2 separate regions of the Homo sapiens genome follow, and region 1 is linked to region 2. A link is an interaction called in ENCODE POLR2A ChIA-PET data of the cell type or tissue named here. Cell type or tissue: CD4-positive, alpha-beta T cell. All regions are shown on one strand. Each heading gives the region's core, and the rest is flanking DNA. Links, peaks and the distances in the headings are about the cores only. Region 1 overlaps LOC101929432 (a long non-coding RNA gene). Region 2 overlaps LINC02455 (long intergenic non-protein coding RNA 2455).

Evidence for each region. Peaks named below come from ENCODE experiments on the same cell type or tissue, not always from the same donor. Only the 100,000 strongest peaks of a DNase experiment are listed, where the experiment ranks them.
Region 1: POLR2A ChIA-PET joins it to region 2 with 13 read pairs; 11 of 35 experiments call an interaction of 5 or more read pairs at or near these places.

The regions. Positions count from the first base shown.
Region 1 is chr12:725,325-733,661 of GRCh38, reverse strand. LOC101929432 (a long non-coding RNA gene) reads right to left here. Exons shown (of 4, transcript XR_007063153.1): 4 at 5,376-5,652. Among named protein-coding and RNA genes, the nearest start is that of LINC02455, 13 kb to the right of the region's middle. In CD4-positive, alpha-beta T cell, for the core only: no CTCF peak of the experiment used is centred there; DNase peaks (open chromatin) are centred at 4,701 and 7,271; H3K27ac peaks cover 1,442 bases.
Region 2 is chr12:670,281-678,617 of GRCh38, reverse strand. It overlaps LINC02455 (long intergenic non-protein coding RNA 2455), which reads left to right. Exons shown (of 4, transcript NR_187480.1): 4 at 3,599-6,026. Among named protein-coding and RNA genes, the nearest start is that of NINJ2, 11 kb to the right of the region's middle. RefSeq lists an enhancer at 5,052-5,151 and a silencer at 7,533-7,741. In CD4-positive, alpha-beta T cell, for the core only: no CTCF peak of the experiment used is centred there; DNase peaks (open chromatin) are centred at 3,987, 5,156 and 6,364; H3K4me3 peaks cover 455 bases; H3K27ac peaks cover 2,038 bases.

The sequences.
Region 1 (8,337 bases), core at 46-8,045, 55 kb before region 2:
TGTGGAGAAATTGAAATCCTTATTTACTGTTGGTGGGAATATAAGGTGATATATGTTCCACTGACTTGGAAAACAGTCTGGCACTTCCTCAAAAGCTTCAACACAAGTTGGGGGCAGTTACTTATGCCTGTAATCTCAGCACTTTGGGAGGCTGTGGCAGGAAGATCCCTTGAGCCCAGGAGTTCAAGACCATCCTACTGAGACCCCATATCTAAAAAACAAAAATTAAAAATTAGCCAGTTGTGGTGCCGCACACCTGTAGTCCCAGCTACTTGGAGGCTGGGGTGGGAAGATGGCTTGAGCCCAGGAGGTCAAAGCTTCAGTGAGCCATCATTGCACCGCTGTACTCCAGCCTGCACAATAGAACAAGACCCTGTCTCAAACAACAAAAAGGTTCAACACAAAGTTGCCATACGATTTGACAATTCTAGCTTGTTCCAGTAATTCCACTCCAAGGTACATACTCACAAAAAATAAAAACATATATCCACACAATAACTTGTACATGAATGTTCATAGTAGTATTAGTCATAATAGCCAACCCAAATGTCCATCAATTATAGATAAACAAAATGTGGCGTATCCATACAATCGAATATTTTTCAGGCATAAAAAAGAATGAAGTACTGATACATACTAAAACATGGATAAATTTTAAAACATTATGGATAATCTGTCATTTATCCCATCCAGTAGAGTCGTCATCTCAGACATTGTAGTTCTCATTTCTTTTTTTTATTTTTTTAATTTATATATATATATATTTTATTATACTTTAAGTTTTAGGGTACATGTGCACAACGTGCAGGTTTGTTGCATATGTATACGTGTGCCATGTTGGCGTGCTGCACCCATTAACTTGTCATCTACATTAGGTATATCTCCTAATGCTATCCCTACCCCCTCCCCCCGTAGTTTTCATTTCTAAAAGTTAAATTTGGTTCTTTTAATATCTTCCATGTCTCTACTTAATATATTTAATCTTTCCTCTAGCTTTATTTATTTATTTTTTTTGAGACGGAGTTTCACTCTTGTTGCCCAGGCTGGAGTGCAATGGCGTGATCTCGGCTCACTGCAACCTCTGCTTCCTGGATTCAAGCGATTCTTCTGCCTCAGCCTCCCAAGTAGCTGGGATTACAGGCATGCGCCACCATGCCTGGCTAATTTTGTATTTTTAGTAGAGACAGGGTTTCTCCATGTTGGTCAGGCTGGTCTCAAACTCCCGACCTCAGGTGATCCACCCGCCTCAGCCTCCCAAAGTGCTGGGATTACAGGCATGAGCCACCACGCCCAACCTAGCTCTTTGAACATATAGAATAGAGTTATAATAACTATTTTAATGTTCTTGACTGCTAATTCTAATATCTGCATAGGTTCCAGGTCAGTTTGATTGATTAATTACATTCCTCATTATGGGTACACTCAGTAATTTTTATTTAATATTATTCATAGTGAATGTACCCTGTTAGGGGCTGGATATTTTTATAGTCCCACAAATATTCTTGAGCTAATTCTGGGACACAGTTATTTGGAAACAGTTTAATCCTTTAAGGTCTTACTTTTAAGATTTGTTAGGCAGAACCAGAGCAGCCTTTGGGCTAGGGACAATCTTGGTCCAGAACTGAGGCAAGACCTCCTGAATACTTTAACCCATGCCCTGTGAATTATTGATTTCCAATATGCCTGGTGGGAACAGGCACTACTTCTGGCCCCACGTGAGTTCTATCTACTGGGGCCTCCATACTTTCAGGTGGTTCTGTCCCCAGCCTGGGGCAGTATCCTCACATTCATGTCCTGCCAAGTACTCTGCTGTATACTCACGGGGGGCCCTCTGAAGATCTGTGGATTTGCTGTTGCTGAGTCTTTTTTCTCTCTGTGTACAGTTCTCTCCTATCTGGTATTCTGCCCCGTCCACTCTAGCTGTCTTGGTCGCCCTGAACTCTCAGCTCCATCTCCTCACCTCAGGCTCTCCCAGGCTCTGCCGAGGTTCCACCTTTCTGTGCCACCACCTGGAAACTCTCTCCAAGCAGTAAGCTGGGCAATCAGAGGGCTTACCTCCTTTGTTTCCCATCTCTCATAAATTATTGTTCCTCGTGGCCCAATGTCCCACTTGTTGAAAACAGTTACTTTTTAAAAAATATTTTGTCCATCCTGGCTAACACGGTGAGACCCCATCTCTACTAAAAAAATACAAAAAAATTAGCCAGGCGTGGTGGCAGGCGCCTGTAGTCCAGCTAGTTGGGAGGCTGAGGCAGGAGAATGGCATGAACCCAGAAGGCGGAGGTTGCACTGAGCCGAGATCGCGCCACTGCACTCCAGCCTGGGCGACAGAGCGAAACTGCATCTCAAAAAAAAATTTGTCTAAGTGTTTAGTAATTTCTGAAGGGAAGGCAAATTTGATCACTGTTATTCCATCTTAATAAGAAGTAGACATCTACATTCATGCTATGTTTAGCAAAAGAGGTAGAATTAATTGGCTCACGTAATCCAACCATAGCAAGGAAGAAAAAACACTGGCCTTAAGGTTAACAGGATAGATCATCTCATATTACACCAGTATGCTTTCTCTTTCTCCGTCTCTCCAGCTGCTCTCTACTTCTGCATGTTGACCACATTCTAGTGAAGACATGGCTACTGATAGTTCTAGAATCCCAACCATATAGCCAGAATGCCAGAGGCCAATGACAGAACTCCTTCCATATCTCCAGCTTGGATCATTCTATAGGAGGGGCATCTCATGTCTGTGTCTTATAGCAAACACTAAGGTCAAGAGACTATTACACGGATTGACCCAACAAACACACAAAACGTACATGTTGATATGATTTGGATTTGTGTCCCCGCCCAAATCTCAAATCGAATTGATTTGTGTCCCCACCCAAATCTCATATTGAATTGTAATCCCCATTGTTGGAGGCGGGGCCTGGTGGGAGGTGACTGGATAATGGGAGACGGATTTCCCCCTTTGGTGCTGTTCTGGTGATTGAGTTCTCACGAGGTCTGGCTGTTTAAAAGCGTGTGGCACCTCCCCCCAACTCTCTCTCTTCCTTCTGCTGCCACCATGTAAGAGAGGCCTGCTTTGAATTCGCCTTCCACCATGATTATAAGTTTTCTGAGGCCTCCCTGGAAGCAGATGCCACTATACTTCCTGTACAGACTGCAGAACCATGATCCAATTAAACCTCTTTTCTTTACAAAGTATCCAACCTCAAATATTTATTTATAGCAATGTGAGAATAGACTAATACCTGTATCATCTACATTGCCATTGTACACAAAGCTTTGGGCATTTCTAAGTATTCTCTTGGAATAACTACCTCAAAATAAAATTGCTGTGTCAAAGGTTTTGGACAAACGTTTTTCACATGTTGTCAACTTGCCCATCAAAAAGTTTATACTGGCCGGGCACGGTGGCTCATGCTTGTAATCCCAGCACTTTGGGAGGCCGAGGCGGGCGGATCACGAGGTCAGGAGATCGAGACCATGGTGAAACCCCGTCTCTACTAAAAATACAAAAAATTAGCCAGGTGTGGTGGCGGACACTTGTAGTCCCAGCTACTCAGAGAGGCTGAGGCAGGAGAATGGCCTGAACCCGGCAGGCGGAGCTTGCAGTGAGCCGAGATTGCGCCACTGCACTCCAGCCTGGGGGACAGAGCGAGACTCCGTCTCAATTAAAAAAAAAAAAAAAAAGTTTATACCGCTTTACATTCCCATCAACAACGTGTATATGGCACATTTCTCCTCACCATTACCAACACTGGCTATTAATTTTTTTCATTATTGCCAAGCTGACAGGTGAAAATGATATATCACTGTCATATTTTAATTTGTAGTTCTTAGATTAGTCCTGAAGTCAAACATTCTTTCATAGGCATTTATTCATACGGTGGCTATTTACTGTATGTGTACTATGTCACATACATAACAATATGTTCAAATTTAAGTTCTCTGCCTTTATTTTGCTTTTAATATCTTATTTTTTCTTTTTAGAGGTGGAGTCTGGCTATGTTGCCCAGGCTGGACTTGAACTCCTAGTTGGCCTACTTTTTATAACTTTGATGTACAACTTTTTACTATCTTGGGTCAAGCCTATCAATTGTTTTCTTTATGATTTCTGCATTTCATGTTGATATAGGTTTCATTCACTTTTAGCTGGTCCCATTTGGTATGACAGCCAGATTCTGTTAAGACTTGCCAAGTCATATGTAAAAATCAGCTTTTGGCACATATCTCTTCTAGATCTTAATTGGCTCCTGCTCTTAAAAGATTCCCAGGGCTATAGGCAGCAATTCAAAACATGGTTTCTCCCAAAAGGCTAATTAAGAGAGGCAGTACTTCTGCTGTGCTTACCAAGTTAATCAATGACTTGGGCTTTAAGCAGATATTCTAGTTGATGATGCTCTCTGATTATTAATTTAAGAAAATCTATGTATAATAATACTAGTAAGTGATATACACTCATTTTTCATTTAGGAGCTTTTACAATTTTGCTTGCTTTGGATGGATAGCTAGCTTATTTTCTGGTAGTCCAGAAGGAAAGTAGAACAACTGCCTTCACAAATGTAGATCCACAAAGCTGCTTCTTTCATATCAACTTGTTTTTCTGGAACAAAGATGCCTTCTACCTTTTCATCAAACACCTTGCATATTCAGTAAGAGTAACAGATGAACAGGAAGACTGTGGCTTGGCTATGTCAGAAGGGGCCTTCTAGGGTTTCCTGGCAGTTTCCCAGCCTCAAACATAGTTTTTTTTAAAAGCTGTAAAATAGTTTTTTACAAGCTATCTTTTGCTTGGCAAAAGTGATGTCCAACGGAACGTTCTGTGATGATGGAAATGTTCTATATTTGTACTGTTCAAGATGGTAACTATTAGCCACATGTGGCTATTGAGCACATAAAATGTGGCTAGTAGACTGAGGAACTAAATTTTAAATTAAATTTTAATTAAGTTAAATTCAGATACTCATGAGTAGGGTTATTAGATTTAACAAATAAAGTACAGGATGCTCAGTTAATTATCAGTTACAAATAAGCAACACATAATTCTGTAGCTGAAGTACACTCCAAATATTGCATGGAATACACTTATACTATAAAATTATCCTTTTTTATCTGAAATTCAAATTTAACTGAGCATGCCATATTTTACCTAACAACCTTATACTTGTGACTAGAGGCTGTATATCGGGCGTTGCAGGTACAGAGTGTCCTGTTTTTTGCAAAGTTCTTCGAAATTACTCACAGACTCCTGCAGAATCTAAATCAAGGAGGAAAAGAAATCATTATGATCATATTTGGACAAAAAAATTAAAAGCTGCCTGACTTCTGAAAGAAGGCCATTAGATACCACAGCCAGGACTACTAAACCAATAAAATTCAATTCAAAATTTTTTATTGGATGCCTTCTATGTGTAGAACAAATATTCAGCTCTATACACCAATATTGTCATGAAAATTGCTTAAGACCTCTGTCAGTTTGAATTGGTCGGTGTCTGTGCTGTACTGAGTGTCAACTATTATGAATATCAACCTTCACTAGGAGGAAAATGGGATAGGTCTTGAGATCTTTCCAGGAACTCACAACAGGTGGAGAACCAGCTCCAGACACCAGCTCCAAAAACAAACAAACAAACATTAGCAAGCAATGGATTTCTGAAAAACAAAAATAAAACAAAAAGTTATTTAATATAAGACAGATTCTAAGTGATATATGCAAGAAAAATGCTTTGGGAATATAAGGGGTCAGCCATAGAGGGGAACCACTGGATGGGTGATATTGCTTGTCTATTTCTTTTTTTTTTTCCCCAAGACCTAACAAGCTCTGATCTTTTCTTCCAAGGGCTTCCAAGGGTTTGACAAGTAAGGGTATTTTGTTGTTGTTGTCACCCAGTCTAGAGTGCAGTGGCATGATCACAGCTCACTGTAGCCTTGACCTCCCGGGCTCCAGCAATCCTTATTTGTGAGGCTGAGGTGGTAGGCTTCTTTAAGCCTAGGAATTCAAGGTTAAAGTGCCGCTGCACTCTAGCCTGTGTGACAGAGACAGACCTTGTCTCTAAAAATAAAAAATAAGCCAACAAACCAGCATTTCTCACAGATTTTGAGTTTTAAATATGACTCAGAGTTGCACAGCAGGCTATGGTGGATACTCGGATCCTCGCACTGGTAGCTGTTGGTGCCTCATAGCTGAGTCCATCTCTTGGAATGGCTCTCAGCAAGGGCCTTGCACAAGGCTACACCCCTTCCCTGAGGTCAGGCACCATCAAATGAATGGTCACTAATGGATACAAAGGCCCACACGTTGCCTCATCGGAGGTAACTTAGCACTTTTGTCACTCCGTGCCCCATAAGCCCAGCTGAAGCCTCTATAGCAATGATACTATAGTTCAGCTTCTCCCTCTGTCCAGTTCTGCTTCCCTGACTCCCAAGAGTTGTCACTCTGTACTCCCCATGAACAACAAACCAGTGAGCCCTGCATGCACATCTCTGTCTAGGAGTCTGTTTCTGGGGAGCTTTACCTAAGACATAGGTTATTGAAATATCTTTTAAGTAACCTTCCAGATTCTTAGGACAAACTTCTAGCTTTACTGAGATTGGCTTTTTCTACTGCTTGGGAAAAATGAGACCTGAACTGCCTTTTTCCAGACAGATGTGCAAACTTCACAGAGTCAAGAGACTTAGTGGTTTCTGGAATGAGGGAGGAATTTTCTGGGGCTGGTTACATTAAGTGGGATGACTAGACTGGCAGGTGCCCACAATTAATCTTCCCATTCCTCAGTAAAATGCAGACAACTCAGTGAGATCTGTAGATCTTTGAATGCCCTTAAACCAATCCAATTCTGGACAACAAAATAGTCACTCATCACAGTAAAAGAATCCCAAGGATGAATTTCACCCTCTGCTAGGAATAAATACTTCCTTTTTCTTCCATTAGGCCTCTCACTGATCCCTCTCCTGCCTATAACTTTTCCTGCAAGACTAGAAGCTGCTCTTTGGAACCTTGGGAGTGGACCTTGACACCTCTGATTCACAATCACGTAACCTTGTGGAATCTGACTAACATCTCTCGTGTTGCCAGCTGTCATCTTTCATCTCTCCTCTTGGCTTTGTGCCTTCTTTCAGCTTAGCTGCAAAGCAGGGATGAGGCTAGAGGGGAGGGTAGTGTTAACGTGTGAAGTTCTTTCTATGTACCAAGCACTGTTCTGGGCAATTCACATTATCTCATTAAACCTCACAATAACCCTACAAGGTAGATATGGCTGCCCTCTCCCTCTGACACACACAACAAACACCACAGTTCAAAGAGTTATGTAATTCAGTTCTTTGAGATGTGTAACGTCTCCTTTTTAGGAAGTTATCAGACTCGGCTAGGTCTGCATGGCACTGTGAAGCAGTGTCTTGGGTTAACTCTAACGTTCCTAATGTTAGTCTTGGAAGAACTCAGTTTGATAGTGGTTTGGATATGAAAGGATCTAACCCTGATTTTATTCCTAAGTCCTTTAGAGCCTTAGCCGTCCTAAGGTGTAGGTCAGAAGAGGTATCTGAAACTGCGATGGTCTAACAGCTGCCCAACATCCTTGGATCATGAATGAACTGATTAATGAATTCACGTAACAGGTGTCCACTGCACCTTTACTGCTGACAATGTGCAGAAAGCGTTATTCAGGGGTGCTATGGCCCAGTGGTTAAGAGCAGAGACTCTCAAGTCAGGCTACTTGAATTCAAATCCAGGCTGTACCACTCAGTAGCTGTGTCACATTATACCAGATATTATATTAATCTTTCGGGACTTCAGGTTTATCACTTGTAAAATGAAGGTGAAAATACTTCATGGGAAGTAGTTGTGAGGCCTAAGCAGGATTGTCCGTGTAAAGGGCTTGGCACACAAGTAACTGCTTGAACCATGGTAGCTGTTGTCTTATTATAGGACAAAGCAAGCCATGGAAGAATGGATCCAAATTTTAGGAAACACAGAGTTTAGGAGGGGAGATGAAATGTGTGCATAAATAACTATAACACAAATTTAGAAAGTGATGGATGATGTGGAGGTAAAAAGCATATAATAAAACTTAGAGGAAGAAAAGATTACTTCTAGGTAAGGAGATCAGGGGAGGTTTCTTGGTTGAAATAATATTCAAGCTGATAGATGATAAACACAATCAGTTTTAAACCTGTGAGTGGAAACCCTGTTGTAAACCAGCAAACACTAACTGAAGTCAAAAATAATACCAAATGACAGGCTGCTGGTGCAGAGTCCTGGAATACAGCATTGCACATCTTGGTGCCTGTGGGGCAAAATGAATACAGGGTGAAACCTGTCCAACCCACAGATCTGCTTTC
Region 2 (8,337 bases), core at 24-8,023:
AAAAACTCCCAGCTGGGGCACAGTGGGAAGAGTGCATGAGAGAACAGCGTCAGAGCCTCCAAACACAGGGGCCCACCCATCGCCATCCCTTCCTCATTCACTGTGAGTGACCTGGGGTTACGTGCCTGCTGGGCCTCAGGAGACAGATTTGGGGGGAACACCGGACAGGCACTGTATGTATCTAAAGTCTAATCATGTTTTTTTTTAATTTCTTTTTCTTTTTCTTTCTTTTTTTTTTTTTTTTTTTTTTTTGAGATGGAGTCTTGCTCTGTTGCCCAGGCTGGAGTGCAATAGCACGATCTCAGCTCACTGCAACCTCCGCCTCCCAGGTTCATGCTATTCTCCTGCCTCAGCCTCTCCAGTAGCTGGGATTACAGCATGCACCACCACATCTGGCTAATTTTTGTATTCTTAGTAGAGGCGGGGTTTCACCATGTTGGCCAGGCTGGTCTCAAACTCTTGACCTCATGATCCGCCTGCCTCGGCCTCCCAAAGTACTGGGATTACAGGCATGAGCCACCGCACCCGGCCCTCTTTTTCTTTTTCTTTTTCTTTCTTTTTTTTTTTTTTTGAAACAGAGTTTCACTTTTGTTGCCCAGGCTGGAGTGCAATGGCCTGATCTCAGCTCACCACAACCTCCGCCTCCTGGGTTCCAGTGATTCTCCCATCTCAACCTTCTGAGTAGCTGGAACTACAGGCATGCGCCACCACGCCTGGCTAATTTTTGTATTTTTAGTAGAGACAGGGTTTCTCCATGTTGGCCAGGCTGGTCTTAAACTCCCGACCTCAGGTGATCTGCCCGCCTCAGCCTCCCAAAGTGCTCCGAAAGTGCTGGGTGCTGTGAGCCGCCGTTCCCGGCCTTTTTTTTTTTTTTTTTAGAGATAAGGTCTGGCTCTGTCACCCAGAGTGCAGTGGCATAATCATAGCTCACTATAATTTACCACCATGCTCAGCTAATTATTTTTATTTGTTTTTTGTAGTGACGGGGTCTTGCTATGTTGCCCAGGCTGGTTTCAAACTCCTGGGCTCAAGTGATCCTTTTGCCTTGTTCTCCCAAAATGCTGGGATGACAGGCCTGAGCCACCATGCCCAGCCTGTTATTTCTTATTAAATCTCTTTGCACAACATTGGGAGAGCTTGCCAGCAAAGGGCAGCAAGTCATCTAGAAAGACGCATTTTGATAGGTGGAAACTTAACACCAAACGAAGAGGGATTTTTTTTCCTGCCCCAGTGGTCCTCACTTTCTGTGGCCTGAAGCTTGTGTCCCTTAGCTGCTTAAATTCCCCAAGACTCAGCTGACTTCAGGGGTAAATCACTACCTTGGTGCTCTCTCCCTCATACACCTTGAAAGCTGAGGATTGTGTTTTGGTTTTTTTCTCTCCCTAAAAGGTAGCTGTACTCTGTCTTCCTTTTAACCACAGTTCCCTAGAAAATAAGAACTGTGACAAACAAAAGGAGATGGGTACAAGAATAGGCCTTACTCCTCTTCTCCCCCAGTTCCTCAGCCCCAGATCCCAGGGACCCTAACCATGGTTGCAGTTTTCGTTGAGGAATTAAGGCCTACAAAGAAAATCTAATGCGCAGTAACCTAAGCTTGACTCTTGGCTTAGAAGTCCCAGCTTCAGGAAAAGCCTACCCATTAGGTTCTTTCCTCATTCTGTTGAGGTAGCTCTTATGAGCTCTATTTTACACACATGGCTCCTCAGACTTAGAGAGAGTAAGTCAGTTTCCCAAAGTCTGCAGTGGTGCATAGTAACATTTTTAATATTACCTTCAGTACTGGCTCTGTTTTACATATAACTCAGTGATTGCCAAGGAAGACGGGGCTGCACACCCCCATAAGGGTATTCGAGCGTGTGTGTGTGTGTGTGTGTGTGTGTGTAAGGAGGAGGTTGAAACTTATATTCCATATAATATTATTTATGCTTGAAAAAGGACCCATTGCTTTCATTTTACAATGAAACTTTTACTTTTGTGAAAAGTAAATTGGACAGAAATCTTGACTGTCGGGGATCTGCAAAGGTATCCTCTTTAATGTGGAGGATGTTCAGAGCAGGGAGAGTGAGATGTTTATATTCTATTTATCAGTCGGGGGCTGTGGGTTAAATACAGCAGCCTAGCCTTTGCCAAGTCTCCACTGACCACGTGCTCCTGCTTTGGATCATTGATGTTTTGTATTTAATCTAATCTTGCAATGAAATTCTTCTCAGAGCTTTGTCATTTAGACTTCACTCTTTCTCATAAATAGCCGCAGTTTTTCTCCTCTGTTTAATAACAGAGGAAGAAAAAACAATCGTGATATAAAATGAAAAAAAATGCAATATAAGATTTTATGTATAGTATAATCTCAACTTTATTAATAATTTTTAAATGAATTTATAAAAGTTAATATGAGGGCCGGGCGCACTGGCTCATGCCTGTAGTCCCAGCTACTCGGGAGGCTGAGGCAGGAGAATGGCGTGAACCTGGGAGGCGGAGCTTGCAGTGAGTCGAGATCGTGCCACTGCACTCCAGCCCGGGCAACAGAGCGAGACTCCGTTTCAAAAAAAAAAAAAAAAGTTAATATTAGAGGGAATGTGCTGCAATGTTAAAAGCACAGACCTGAAGCCAGAAAGACTCAGGTATGAATATTGTCTCTGCCCTGACTAGCTGTATGAACTTGGGCAAGCTACTTAAACTTTCTGATCCCCAGTTGTTTTATCTGCAAAAATGAGGAGGGGGAAGAATTGTATTTATATCAAAGAAGCTGAATTAAATTATAACTAATTAAATGAAATACTTGACACACAGAGAACCCTCAATAAATGATCTTATTATTCTGAGTAGGGAATACAAAGAGCCCACTTCATGGGCACGTGACCACGCAGTCAAACAGGACTCCAGAGTGGGTTCAATGCTCTGCTGTGGCCTTCTTGAAGTTCCTCATAATTTGGGAACAAGGGGCCTAGGTTTTCATTTTGCACTGGACTCCGCAAATTACACACACACGGCACACACACAGAAAAGATTAAAAAGCAATAAACCAATTACATCAATTTTTTCTATTTTCTATTTTTTATTTTTATTTTTATTTTTAGAGAGTCTTGCTCTGTCACTGTGGCTGGAGTGCAGTGGCGTGATCTTGGTTCACTGCAACCTCCACTTCCTGGGTTCAAGCGATTCTCCCGTCTCAGCCTCCCGAGTGGCTGGGACTACAGGCGCCCGCCATCACGCCTGGCTAATTTTTGTATTTTTAGTACAGGCAGGGTTTCACCATGTTGGCCAGGCTGGTCTCGAATTCCTGACCTCAAATGATCCACCCACCTCAGCCTCCCAAATTGCTGGGATTATAGGTGTGAGCCACCACGCCCGGCCTACATCAAATGTTTAATAGAAATAAATAAAAACAAAAAGCAGTAAACCGAAATGTAAACAATGTTTAATCTCTGGATGGTTTTCTTTTTCCTTTTTTGTTTTTCTGGGGCGGGGGTGGGGGGTTCACTCTGTCGCCCAGGCTGTAGTGCAGTGGCACAAGCTTGGCTCACTGCAACTCTGCCTCCCAAGTAGCTGGGACTAGGCATGTGCCACCACGTCTGGCTAATTTTTATATTTTTTGTAGAGACAGGATTGTGCCATGTTGCCCAGGCTGGTCTGGAACTCCTGGACTCAAGTGATCCACCCACCTCGAACCTCAACTTCCTAAAGTGCTGGGATTACAGGCGCGAACCACTGTGTCTGGCCTCCGGGTGGTTTTAAGTGGGAACTTTTATTTCTCACACATTCTTCTGTATATTCTATATTTTCTACAAGAAATATATATTACTTTTCTAATCAGGAAAAAAAATGAATATATGCATGTGCCTTTACAAAACTGTTCTCATTCTGCAGATGAGTGAAACCAAGGTAACAGATGGGAAGGAAATGACTCACGTAAGATCACACAGCAATCGATGTCACATTATGACAATGTTCAGGAAACTGCATTTCCATTTTTGCACCCCACTCTCTTGGGTCTGTGTTACCCACAGCTTTTCTAACAAGAATCTCGTTGGCATCTGACTTGATCTGGGGACCTAGCACTACACTATGCAGAAGGGGGCCCCCCCTCAGAAGCCCAGTATCAGTTAGTATGTGCTTATCTGCAGGGGCTCACTGCTGTGGGAGTTTCAGAAGTAGAAGCCACAGTCCCTGTTCTCAAAGGCTTACAGATGGGTACTCACAGTTGCACATGAAGCAGGGATGTCAGTGCTGTTGTGCAGACTCTGAATGCTGTAAGAATAGCAGGGGAAGGAACTGGTTGTCAGAGGAGAAACCAAGAACCGTTGGCACAAAATCTTTTTACCAGGGTTGTTCACAAAAGAAAAAATGCTGGAAGCTCTGCTCCTTTTAATTTCCCCCAGCTACCCTGTGTAGGCACCTGAAGGTCAACAGTATGAAGGAGAAGGGGGTAGAAATGCACAAAATAGTTCTCGTTTTGCATATTCCATAGTTCATAGTATGTATTGAAGGTCTTCTTTGACAAACCCCACTGAAGTTTCCTGATTTCACCTTCACCATGGCTAAAAGCAGCAGCTCGCCCCCACGCTTTGATTTTTCCCTCCTGTACTTTCTCTTCCCCTTCTGTTTCTCTTGGTGAGGGGTCCAAATTGGAAACTTTTTTGTCCCACAGCCCACCATAAGGGTTCATTCTGTGAACCTATGTCTATTGCATCCCAGCTTACCTAACAGCTCTTTCCCCAAGAACCAAACTTTAAGTTCCTCTCAGCAGCACAGTAAATCTTCAGAGGCTAATACATGTTTTTTTTTTCTTGAGATGGAGTTTTGCTCTTGTTGCCCAGGCTGGAGTGCAATGGCACAATCTCGGCTCACTGCAACCTCTGCCTCCTGGGTTCAAGCGATTCTCTCACCTCAGCCTCCTGAGTAGCTGGGATGACAGGCGCCCGCCACCATGCCCAGCTAATTTTTGTATTTTTAGTAGACACGGGGTTTCACCATGTTGGTCAGGCTGGTCTCAAACTCCTGATCTCAGGTGATCCACCCGCCTCGGCCTCCCAAAGTGCTGGGATTACAGGTGTGAGCCACCGTGCCCAGCCCACAGACTAATATCTTTAAGGAACTTCTAGAAATCATCTCTGGCCGAGTCATCCAGGTGCAAACGAGAGGTTCTGGGCTGAGATCAAAGAGAACAAGGGGAAGATTCAGCAGTTACACAGCTGGGCTCATAGTGAGGGGATTTGCATGAATATTAACATCAGCTCCATTTACTGGGTTCTTTTACCCTGTGCCAGGCAGGTAATTTGCTTGATATGCATGATCTGATTTAATTTAGTTCTCATAGTGATCTTTCTAAAGTAGGCACTACGATCCCATCTTCACAGGGAGAAAGGAAGCAAAGTAAGTTGCTCAAAAACACAGCTAGTCAACACCCCCAGAATGTATCATGCCAAGAGTGAACTCTAATGTAAACTGTGGACTTTGGGTGATAATGATGTGTCAATGTAGGTTCAATGATTGCAACAAATGTACCACTCTGGTGTGGGATGTTGACAGTGGGGGAGGCCATGAGTTGGGGTGATAGAGGAGAACTCTCTGTACTTTCTGATTGATTTTGCTGAGAACCTAAAACAGCTCTAAAAAACAAAGTCTATGTAACCACACACACACACACACACACACACACACACCCCTAGTAAATAGTAGGACCAGGAGTTAAGACTAGGTCTGTCTCCTTAGGTGATGGTGAGTTATTATCAACAACATGTTGAACTCCACCGTACAGGTAGCAATAATGATGTGTGTGTGTGTGCGTGCGTGTGTGCACATGTGCTGTGCATGTATTGAGGATTGAGGGGGTCTGTGTTAAAAAAGAAAGAATTGGAAGGAAGAAATCTCAAACTGAGTCCTGGCTCCATCACCAGCTGTGTGATCCTGGACAGGACACTTTGGTTTTAGTTTCCTCATCTGTAAATTGCTACTGGGTCATTGTGAAGATCCAATAAAATAAAATATGTACAAAGTACTCTGAAAGCATAAAGTACTCTGAAAGCAACTACTCCTGTATTAGTTTCTCTCTCTCTCTCTCACACACACACACACACTCTCAAATGTATACATCTGTGTGATTTAAAGGGATAGCCAGGAAACTCGTCTTGTAAGTCTCTAGTCCCACCTTGACACTGAACTACTCCTCTCATTTGTAAAATGAAGTGGTAGTTGAACTGGTACTTCCATTGGAGGGTTTGTTGTGGTTTTCTTGAGACTCTAAACTCTGACTTCCATCCTCTACTCAGAACTCCATTCCTATGTCCCCATCCAGTCTTAAAGACTTGGCTGCTGTCTCTTCTGTCCACTCTCCACTGCCACCTTCGAGCTTGCATCCTCCCCACACCCCGACCGGAGTCCCCTGTGCAATTCAAGACACAGTGCATCAGTGACATTCAGACATCTCTGTCTGAGGAACACTTTGTGGTTTCCCTGCCATTTAGAAAAGCCTTTAGCTGTAGAAATTTTCCAACATACACAAAAACAGAGAGAGTAATATATCTTCATGTGCCCAAAACCCATTTTCAACAATTATCAACACACAAGCAATCTAGTTTCATTTGTATTCCCACTCACCACCCTACCAGTGGATTATTTTGAAGCAAATACTATACATCATATTGTTCCATCTAAAATATCTTTAAAAACAATGACTCTTTTTATTAACATAACCAAAATGCTGACTAGGCACGGTGGCTCACGCCTGTAATCCCAGCACTTTGGGAGACCAAGACGGGCAGATCATGACGTCAGGAGATCGAGACCATCCTGGCTAACACGGTGAAACCCCGTCTCTACTAAAAATACAAAAAATTAGCCGGGCATGGTGGCGGGCGCCTGTAGTCCCAGCTGCTCGGGAGGCTGAGGCAGGAGAATCACTGGAACCTGGGAGGTGGAGCTTGCAGCGAGCCAAGATCGCGCCCTGCACTCCAGCCTGGGTGACAGAGCGAGACTCCATCTCAAAAAAAATAAAAATAAAAATAACCAAAATACCATATATCACCTAAAGTTAACAAAATATCCTTAATAATATTAGATATCTAATCAGTATTCAAATGTCCCTGGTTATCCAATATAGGTTTTATTATTCAGTTGGTTTGTTTGCAACATAATCCAAACAAAGTCTATACGCTGTATTTGGTTGATATGTCTCTTAGGTCTTTTTTTTTTTTAGATGAGTCTCCCTCTGTCACCCAGGCTGGAGTGCAGTGGTGTGATCACAGATTACTGCAGCCTTGAATTCCTGGGCTCAAGCAGTCCTCCCAACTCAGCCTCCTGAGTAGCTGGAACTACATACAGCTGCTTGCCACCACACCAGGCTAATTTATTTTTCGACACAGAGTTTCGCTCTTGTCACCCAGGCCAGAGTGCAATGGCACGATCTTGGCTTACTGCAACCTCCACCTCCTGGGTTCAAGCAATTCTCCTGCCTCAGCATCCCGGATAGCTGGGATTACAGGCATGCACCATATGCCTGGCTAATTTTTGTATTTTTAGTGGAGATGGGGTTTCACCACATTGGCCAGGCTGGTCTCAAACTCCTGACCTCAGATGATCCATCCGCCTCAGCCTCCCAAAGTGCTGGGATTACAGGCTTGAGCCACCATGCCCAGCCCAGGCTCACTTTTTTAAAAAATCATTTGTAGAGAGAGAATCTCCTTATGCTAGTCTCGAACTCCTGGACTTAAGTGATCCACCCGCCTCAGCCTCCCGAAGTGCCGGGATTATAGATGTGAGCGGCTGCACCCGGGCCTGTCTCTTAAGTTTTCATCTATGAGTTCCTTCTTTTCTTTTTTCCTCTAATTTATTTGTTGAAGAAACCAGGTCAGGTTGTTTGCACTGTAGAATTTCCCAGGCTTAATCCATCCCTGAGTGTCTGTAATATGTTCCTGTCTTCCCTGTGTTTCCTATAAACTGGAAATTAGATCTAGAGCATATTCAGTTTCAATATTTTTGGCAAGAATGCTTCATAGGTGGGGTGTCTGAGGAACACTTTGTCAGTTAAAAAGGTCCTGTGGGCCAGCATCCTGTCTGCTGCCTGGATAAGTGGCTATAATTTTGACTGTGCTTTGTAAACCTTCTTTTCCCTTTTCTTTTCTTTTCTTTTCTTTTCTTTTCTTTTCTCTTTCTTTCCTTCTTTCTTTCTTTCTTTCTTTCTTTCTTTCTTTCTTTCTTTCTTTCTTTCTTTCTTTCCTTCTTTCTTTCTTTCTTTTATTTTGACGGAGTTTCACCCTTGTCACCCAGGCTGGAGTGCAGTGGCACAATCTTGGCTCACTGCAACCTCCACCTTCCGGGTTCAAGAGATTCTCCTGCCTC